Linked DNA regions of Homo sapiens: region 1 is linked to region 2. The links are chromatin contacts, found by Hi-C or POLR2A ChIA-PET in ENCODE. All regions are on one chromosome and are shown on one strand. The core of a region is the stretch at or near the end of the contact, and the rest is flanking DNA. Distances in the headings are between cores, read along the strand shown.

Region 1 (3,694 bases), core at 1-2,500, 230 kb after region 2:
AATGCACAGCCCTCGGCCTGCTTACTCTTCCAGGGAGAGCTCCACCTCACACTTTGTTCCAGACAGGTTCCATCCTCCCGGCTCCGTCCATCTCCAGGCCATTGCCTGCGCCCCTCCCTGTGCTTGTTGCTCTCCCCACCGCATCCCACGGGTGTCAGAAACAGGTGAAACCGTCTTTGCAAAATTATAACTGAGGAAATTATGACAGTGAAAGAAATCAGACCTTACTGACTCCGTCTTGCTTCCAACCTTTCAGCTGTCCTTGTTCATTCCTGGGTATAGGCTGAATTAACTTAGGGAAGGAATTCAGTTCATGGTTTCACTCTGAAACAAAATTGATAATAGCCCTTTCCTGAAAAGACCCCCTTCTTGCCTGGAGAACAGCCTGCCTTTGCAGGACTAACGAATTAGCTACAAGGTTAGAAATTACCGTTTAGGGGTCATGCAGCTTCTGACTCCAAGAGTCTGAACCTCCCCAAGTTGCTCCTGAAGATAAATCACTATTGTAAAACCTAAGATCAGTGCTTGAGGTATTTTGCAGATCCTGCACTGGATGGATCAGCTGACAACACACAGACCGGTAATCTGGGTCAATCAGTTCTGCCATCCCACCCAGAACAGAAAACAGCATGAAAAACTCACTTTAACCCTCTATGAATCCATCTCAGGTCCCAACCCTTACCGCCAAATTAATGTTGAAAACTCTGATCCCGGAATGCTAATGGAGACTGATTTGAGTAATAATAAAACTCCTGTCTCCAGAACAGCCTGACGGCTCTGCGTCAATTACTATTTCTCCATCGCAATTCTCCAGTCTTCATAAATCGGCTCTGTCTAGGCAGCTGGCAAGGTGAACCCACTGGACAGTTACACAGGGACCCCCACTGGACAGTTACACAGGGACCCCTCCTGCGAGCGCCTCAGTGTTCCTACGCCGGGTACCGGCTACAGACCCGTGAGCAGGAGCCGCTCCCTCGCTGGTTTAGGACCTGGGTGACGATGGGGTGACCTGAGGGCACAGAAGGCGCCACAATTACCTGAGTCGGGCGCCTCGGCGCAGCCGCTGCCATCGGACTACTTGGGGAAGCACGGCCCGGGAGCAGTGGTCGCCGTCACGGGGCTGCAGAGCCGCCTCTGGGCACCGAGGACGATTCCTCTCCACCTTCTAGGTTCAGTCACCGCGGTCCCCCCCCAGCACTCAGGGGCCACAAACTGGGGAAACACCCGCGTCACCGATACACAGCCGCTACTAGAGACCCCGGAAGTCTCAGCCTTACGTTACGTGCACACGTGGAAATGCCTTCTTTCCGAGTGCTCATTGGCTCTGACCGGCTGTCGTTTAACGCAGAGCTTTCTGGGTAATGTAGTTCCCCACTTTCCATGGCGCTAAAAAGAGCGATACCCAGAGTCCATCTGCAGGAAAAGCCCGCCATCAGGTCAGGGGTTCTCCTTAAAAAGCGCACCCTTCTGGCCGGGCGCAGTGGCTCAAGCCTGTAATCTCAGCACTTTGGAAGGCGGAGGTGGGCGGATCACGAGGTCAGGAGATGGAGACCATCCTGGCTAACACGGTGAAACCCCGTGTCTACTAAAAATTCAAAAAAAAAAAAAGTTAGCTGGGTGTGGTGGCGGGCGCCTACAGTCACAGCTACTCTGGAGGCTGAGGCTGGAGGAGAATGGCGTGAACCTGGGAGGCAGAGCTTGCAGTGAGCTGGGATCGCGCCACTGCCCTCCAGCCTGCGCGACAGAGCAAGACTCTGTCTCAAAAAAAAAAAAAAAAAAAAAAAAAAAAAAAAAAAAAAAGGCGCCTTTCTAGGGCAGAGGAGGGGTCTCACCTAGCCTTAGAAGCCGTATTGAGATTCCTGGAGACTAGTGTCTGTAACTAATCACTCAAGAATCTGGAAAAATACTGTTTCAGATTTCGGGGAGCGCAAGGTAAATAATAGGGAGCTCAAGCTAAAACTATTATTTAGGATTCTCCTAAAGGCTAAAAATCCAAATTACCACACCGTTTGAAACAGTCGTTCAGTCGCAAAATACCTGCACTGGAAGCAGAGGCTGATAAGCGTTGTTGTGTTATAATGTGTCTGAAGGCCCTCAGAAGCCTTAGAGTGCCTAAGGCAAATGAAGGAAGTTAGGGATGTGCTCCCCTATAGCAGGAGTGCAAAGCTGAATCTCTGTGATTCCTACAGAAAACAACTCTCCTGCTGATAGAATCTGTGAAAGGAAAATCTTGTGGCCTCAAAATTACTAAGCTAAAGGGAAAAGTCAATCTGGGAACTGCTCAGGGCAAACTTGCCTCCCATTCTATTCAAAGTCTTCCCTCTCCTCACTGAGATAGATGCCTATTCTGATTGCCTCCTTTGGAAGGACTTATCAGAAATTAAAAAGAATCCAACTATTTGTCTCTCTACCTGTCTACCTGTGACCTGGAAGTCCCCTCCCTGCTTCGAGTTGTTCCCGCCTTTCTGGTCGGAACCAATGTACTTCTTACATATATTCACTGATGTCTCATGTCCCCCTAAAATGTATAAAACCAACCTGTACCCCAACCACCATGGGCACATGTCGTCAGGACTTCCTGAGGCTGTGTCACGGGCATGTGTCCTCAACCTTGGCAAAATAAACTTTTTCTTTTATGAGACGGAGTCTCGCTCTTTGGTCAGGCTCGAGTGCAGTGGCGCGATCTCGGCTCACTGCAACCTCTGCCTCTCGGGTTCAAGTGATTCTCCTGCCTTAGCCTCCCGAGTAGCTGGGAGTACAGGCACGTGGCATCACGCCAATTTTTGTAGTTTCAGTACAGACGGGGGTTTCACCTTGTTTAGGATGGTCTCGATCTCCCTCGTGATCTGCCTGCCTCACCCTCCAATGTGTTGGGGTTACAGGCATGAGTCACCACACCTGGCCAGCAAAATAAACTATTTAAATTAACTGAGACCTGTCTCAAATTTGGGGGGTTCACAAATCATTATAGCGTTCAATTAATTGAACAACACTTTTTCCCACTTAGTATCCTTTACTTGATATTCTAACTTACATTCAACTCCTTTTAGTAATTTGACATCAGTCTTATAAAGAACAATAAGGCTGGGCACGGTGGCTCACGCCTGTAATCCTCGCACTTTGGGAGGCCGAGGCAGGCGGATCACCAGTTCAGGAGATCGAGACCATCCTGGCTAACATGGTGAAACCCCGTCTCTACTAAAAATACAAAAAAAAAATTAGCCGGGTGTGGTGGCACACGCCTGTAGTCCCAGCTACTCGGGAGGCTAAGGCAGGAGAATCACTTGAACCCGGGAGGCAGAGGTTGCTGTGAGCTGAGATCGCGCCATTGCACTGCAGCCTGGCGACAGAGCGAGACTCTCTCAAACAAAGAAACAAAAAACAATAAAATAAATGGTATCTTGGTAGTAGTGATGGCTACAGTCTGTAAAAAGTAAAGTACAGGTTCCTCTTCAAAGACTTTCCTCCCATCTAATTAGGAATAAATAGTAACTTCTCTTAGAAGCAAAATTTATTCAAAGACCTGTGCTAACATTCTTAAATATCTTCTAGCCGTAATTAAAAAAATCCATGTACTTTATGTTCTTAGCTCCCACAATTTAGCCTAAATATTTGCCCTGGCATGTTTACACTGGTCCAAGCAAGCATTGTCATAGCCTGTTCCTCTTATTTGAAGGTGTTTTTGCCTTTCTTA
Region 2 (3,409 bases), core at 780-3,279:
CGCCTGTAATCCCAGCTATTTGGGAGGCTGAGATGAGAGGATCACTTGAACCTGGGAGGCAGAGGTTGCAGTGAGCTGAGAACAGACCACCGCACTCCAGCCTGGGTGACAGGCTCAAAAAAATTTTAAAAAGATGTTTATTGTAACTTCTAAGGGAGGAATTAATATTTTTTTTTTTTTTTGCTGGCAACTTTGATTAATTTAAACATACAAAAATTAGCTGGGCATGGTGGTGTATGCTTGTAACCCCAGCTACTCAGGAGGCTGAGGCAGGAGAATCGCTTGAACCCGGGAGGCAGAGGTTGCAGTGAGCTGAGATCGCGCCACTGCACTCCACCCTGGGAGACAGAGCAAGACACTGTCTCAAGAACAAAAACAAAAAAGCCCAGGCGCAGTGGCTCACCTGAGGTCAGGAGTTCAAGACCAGCCTGGCCAACATGGTAAAACCCTCGCTCTACTGAAAATACAGAAATTAGCCGGGCATGGTGCTGGCGCCTGTAGTGCCAGCCACTTGGGAGGCTGAGGCAGAAGAATTGCTTGAACCTGGGAGGTGGAACTTGTGGTGAGCCAAGATCAAGCCATTGCACTCTAGCCTGGGCAACAGAGTGAGACTCCGTCTGGGAAAAAAAAAAAAAAAAAGAACTGATAAACAAATTCACCTGTGTAGCTGAATTCAAAGTCAACATGCAAAAGTCAACATGTAAAACTCATATGCCCTTCCATACACTAACAATGAAAAATCTGAAAAGGAAATTAAGAAAACAATATCATTTGCAATAGTAATGTATATGGTCAAATGATCTCAACAAGGCTACCAAGACCACTCAATGGGGAAACGATGATCTTTTCAGCAAATGATGCTGGGAAAATGAAATATTCACATGCTAAGGAATGAAGGTGAACCCTTACCTAACACCAAAAACACAAATGAACTCAAAATGGACTAAAAACCTAAACATAAGACCCAAAACTATAAAACACTTAAAAGAAAATATAGGGTGAAAGTTTTATGACATTGAATTTGGCCATAATTTCTTGGATTTGACACCAAATACACATGTGACAAAAGAAAAATAGACCAATTAGACTTCATGAAAATTAAAACTTTAGTATATCAAACAATAACAAAGTGAAAGAGGAACCTATTTAATGAGAACAAAATACAGGTTGAATATCCCTGAGCCAAAAATCTAAAATCCAAAATGCTCCAAAATCCAAATTTTTTTTTTCTTTTTTTTTTTTTGGAGACGGAGTCTCCCCCTGTCGCCCAGGCTGGAGTGCAATGGCGTGATCTCGACTCACTGCAACCTCTGCCTCCCAGGTTCAAACGATTCTCCTGCCTCAGCCTCCCAAGTACTGGGATTACAGGCGCTCGCCACCATGCCCGGCTAATTTTTGTATTTTTAGTAGAGACAGGGTTTCACCATGTTGGCCAGGCTGGTCTCGAACTCCTGATCGCGTGATCCACCCACCTTGGCCTCCCAAAGTGCTGGGATTACAGGCGTGAACCACTGCGCCCGGCCCGCCCGACTAATTTTTGTATTTTTAGTAGAGATGGGGTTCCGCCATGTTGGCCAGCCTGGTCTCGAACTTCTGACCTCAGGTGATCCGCCCGCCTCGGCCTTCTAAAGTGCTGGGATTACAGGCGTGAGCCACCGCGCCCAACCCCCTGAAATAATATTTGTTTGCCTCTAGGGGCACCCTGAGCTTCGTGGAGTCTGAAATAATGTCTCTAAACACTTAAGTGATCAGTTACGGAAAACACTTCCCAGAAATCTGGGAAAAGCCCCTTTAAGAAGGAGTAAATACCTCCTTCTCCCCTAGAGGCCGAAGTCGCCATTTCCCTGCACGGGGCACAGCACCTCAGAATACAAGTTCGCAGAGGTCAAAGCAGTGGACACACTCCGAAGAGCTCCGTGGAGTTTTGGAAACTACATTATCCAGAGTGCAGAGCGCAAAACGGCGGCGGAGTTGAGCCAATGACAGCCCAGGATAGCAACACTTCCGCGCACGCGCAGCGCGACGGGCCGGAACTTCCGGCGTCCTCCTCGTGGCGGTCATTTTGGCCTCTGTCCTGTTTGTCCAGCCCGCCAGTTTCTGCAGTGGAGGTCGCGACTGAGGGACGGGACAGAGAAGTCGCGAAAGTGGGCCAGAGGTTCTGCGACACCACCTCGGGTGAGCTGCGCCAGGCCCGGGATAGGGACTGTTGTGTTCGAATGCCCGCCCCGGTCGGCCGCCGCTCCCCGCCTAGTCCACGGAGCTCAATGGCGGCAGTCGCGCTGAGGGACTCGGCTCAGGTGAGTTGTGCGTCCTCCGGGTCTCGCCTACCTCCCCCAGCAGAAGCCTTAAGGCCCAGTGAGGGATGCCTGCTCACAGCCCTGCAGCCCAGGCCCCAGTACCCTGGACAAGAAGGCGCTTGTGGATTGGACCCGTTTGTGACGCCCAGTGTGTACGGAAATGTGACGGGCAGTTGACTGGCGCGTGCAGAACTTGGAGCTGCGACTAAGCTGGGGGGGATTCAGGAGCCTGGGGTCCGTCTCGGGTCTGCAGGAACATAGAGTGAGGCAGAGTTGCACCTGACGAATTTGACGATTCTGAGGACACTGGCAGCCTTCGAGATTTGTGAACAGATAGGGACACTGGGCTAGGATTTCCTAAAGCTATCCAAAAGTTGCTCAGGGGAAGAACAGGCTGAAGAGAGGTAATAGTAGTTAGGCATAGGAAGACTGAGTTCTTGTCCAAGCTCACGCAGCTGGTAAAGTCAGCACTGAGAACTGAGGTGCGGAGATAGTGCAGCCAGCCCAGGCCACCTGGCTCCAAAACTGGACCAGGGTCATTGGGCGACCTGAGCCTCGCCACTCGTCTAGCCTTGGGCCCTGAGACTTTGAGCAAATACAAAGCCCAGAGTCTTAAGTCCAGGTTAGATTATATGAAGCTGTTGGCAGCCGGGGGAAAGGAGATGTAGAAGGTTGTCCAAGGCAAAGTTACCAGTATATGCTAAGTTTGGAGAGGAGGCTAAGATAGTTCAGGAACCTACAATTATTTTCTTTTCATGAGAACAGGGAGCAGTGTAGTAGAAGTCAGACCCGGAATGGTTCCCTGAGAAGTTGAGTTGTCTATTCGTTACTTAATAGTAACAGTGGGAGGTTTGGAGTGGAAGAGGGAGGTGATCTGGTTCTGGTCTTATTAGGCTCCCTGTGGCTGCAGCATGGGAAGCCAACTGAAGGATGAGGTGGGGAGACCTGGGAGGAGACTACTGGGATAGGCCAGGTGAATGTGATAGAATGTGATAGGCCAAAATGGTGGCTGTGAAGATGCGAGAAGCAGTTGGATTCTGGATTCATTTTTTAAGTAGGGCTGCCTGAATTTTTAGTTTTGAGAAAGAGAGTGGAGTCAGGGATGACTGAAA

Evidence for each region. A loop is a pair of places that touch in the nucleus more often than their neighbours do. ChIA-PET counts read pairs that join two places held with the same protein, here RNA polymerase II (POLR2A). Pooled maps may share reads with other maps.
Region 1: a loop to region 2 is called in a pooled map, with 19 times the contacts of the local background. The contact joins the promoter of ZNF417 here to the promoter of ZNF551 in region 2. A Hi-C loop is called at or near these places in 5 of 37 single-sample maps with no recorded cell type and 12 of 50 pooled maps. POLR2A ChIA-PET finds 5 or more read pairs at or near these places in 5 of 52 experiments (CD4-positive, alpha-beta T cell, Caco-2, H1 and 2 more).

The regions. Positions count from the first base shown.
Region 1 is chr19:57,915,342-57,919,035 of GRCh38, forward strand. It overlaps ZNF417 (zinc finger protein 417), which reads right to left and starts at 1,251. Exons shown (of 3, transcript NM_152475.3): 1 at 1,038-1,251. The coding sequence starts at 1,070. RefSeq lists enhancers at 1,008-1,297, 1,316-2,171, 1,568-1,627.
Region 2 is chr19:57,679,948-57,683,356 of GRCh38, forward strand. It overlaps ZNF551 (zinc finger protein 551), which reads left to right and starts at 2,030. Exons shown (of 3, transcript NM_138347.5): 1 at 2,030-2,297. The coding sequence starts at 2,217. RefSeq lists an enhancer at 1,722-2,345 and a silencer at 2,401-2,470.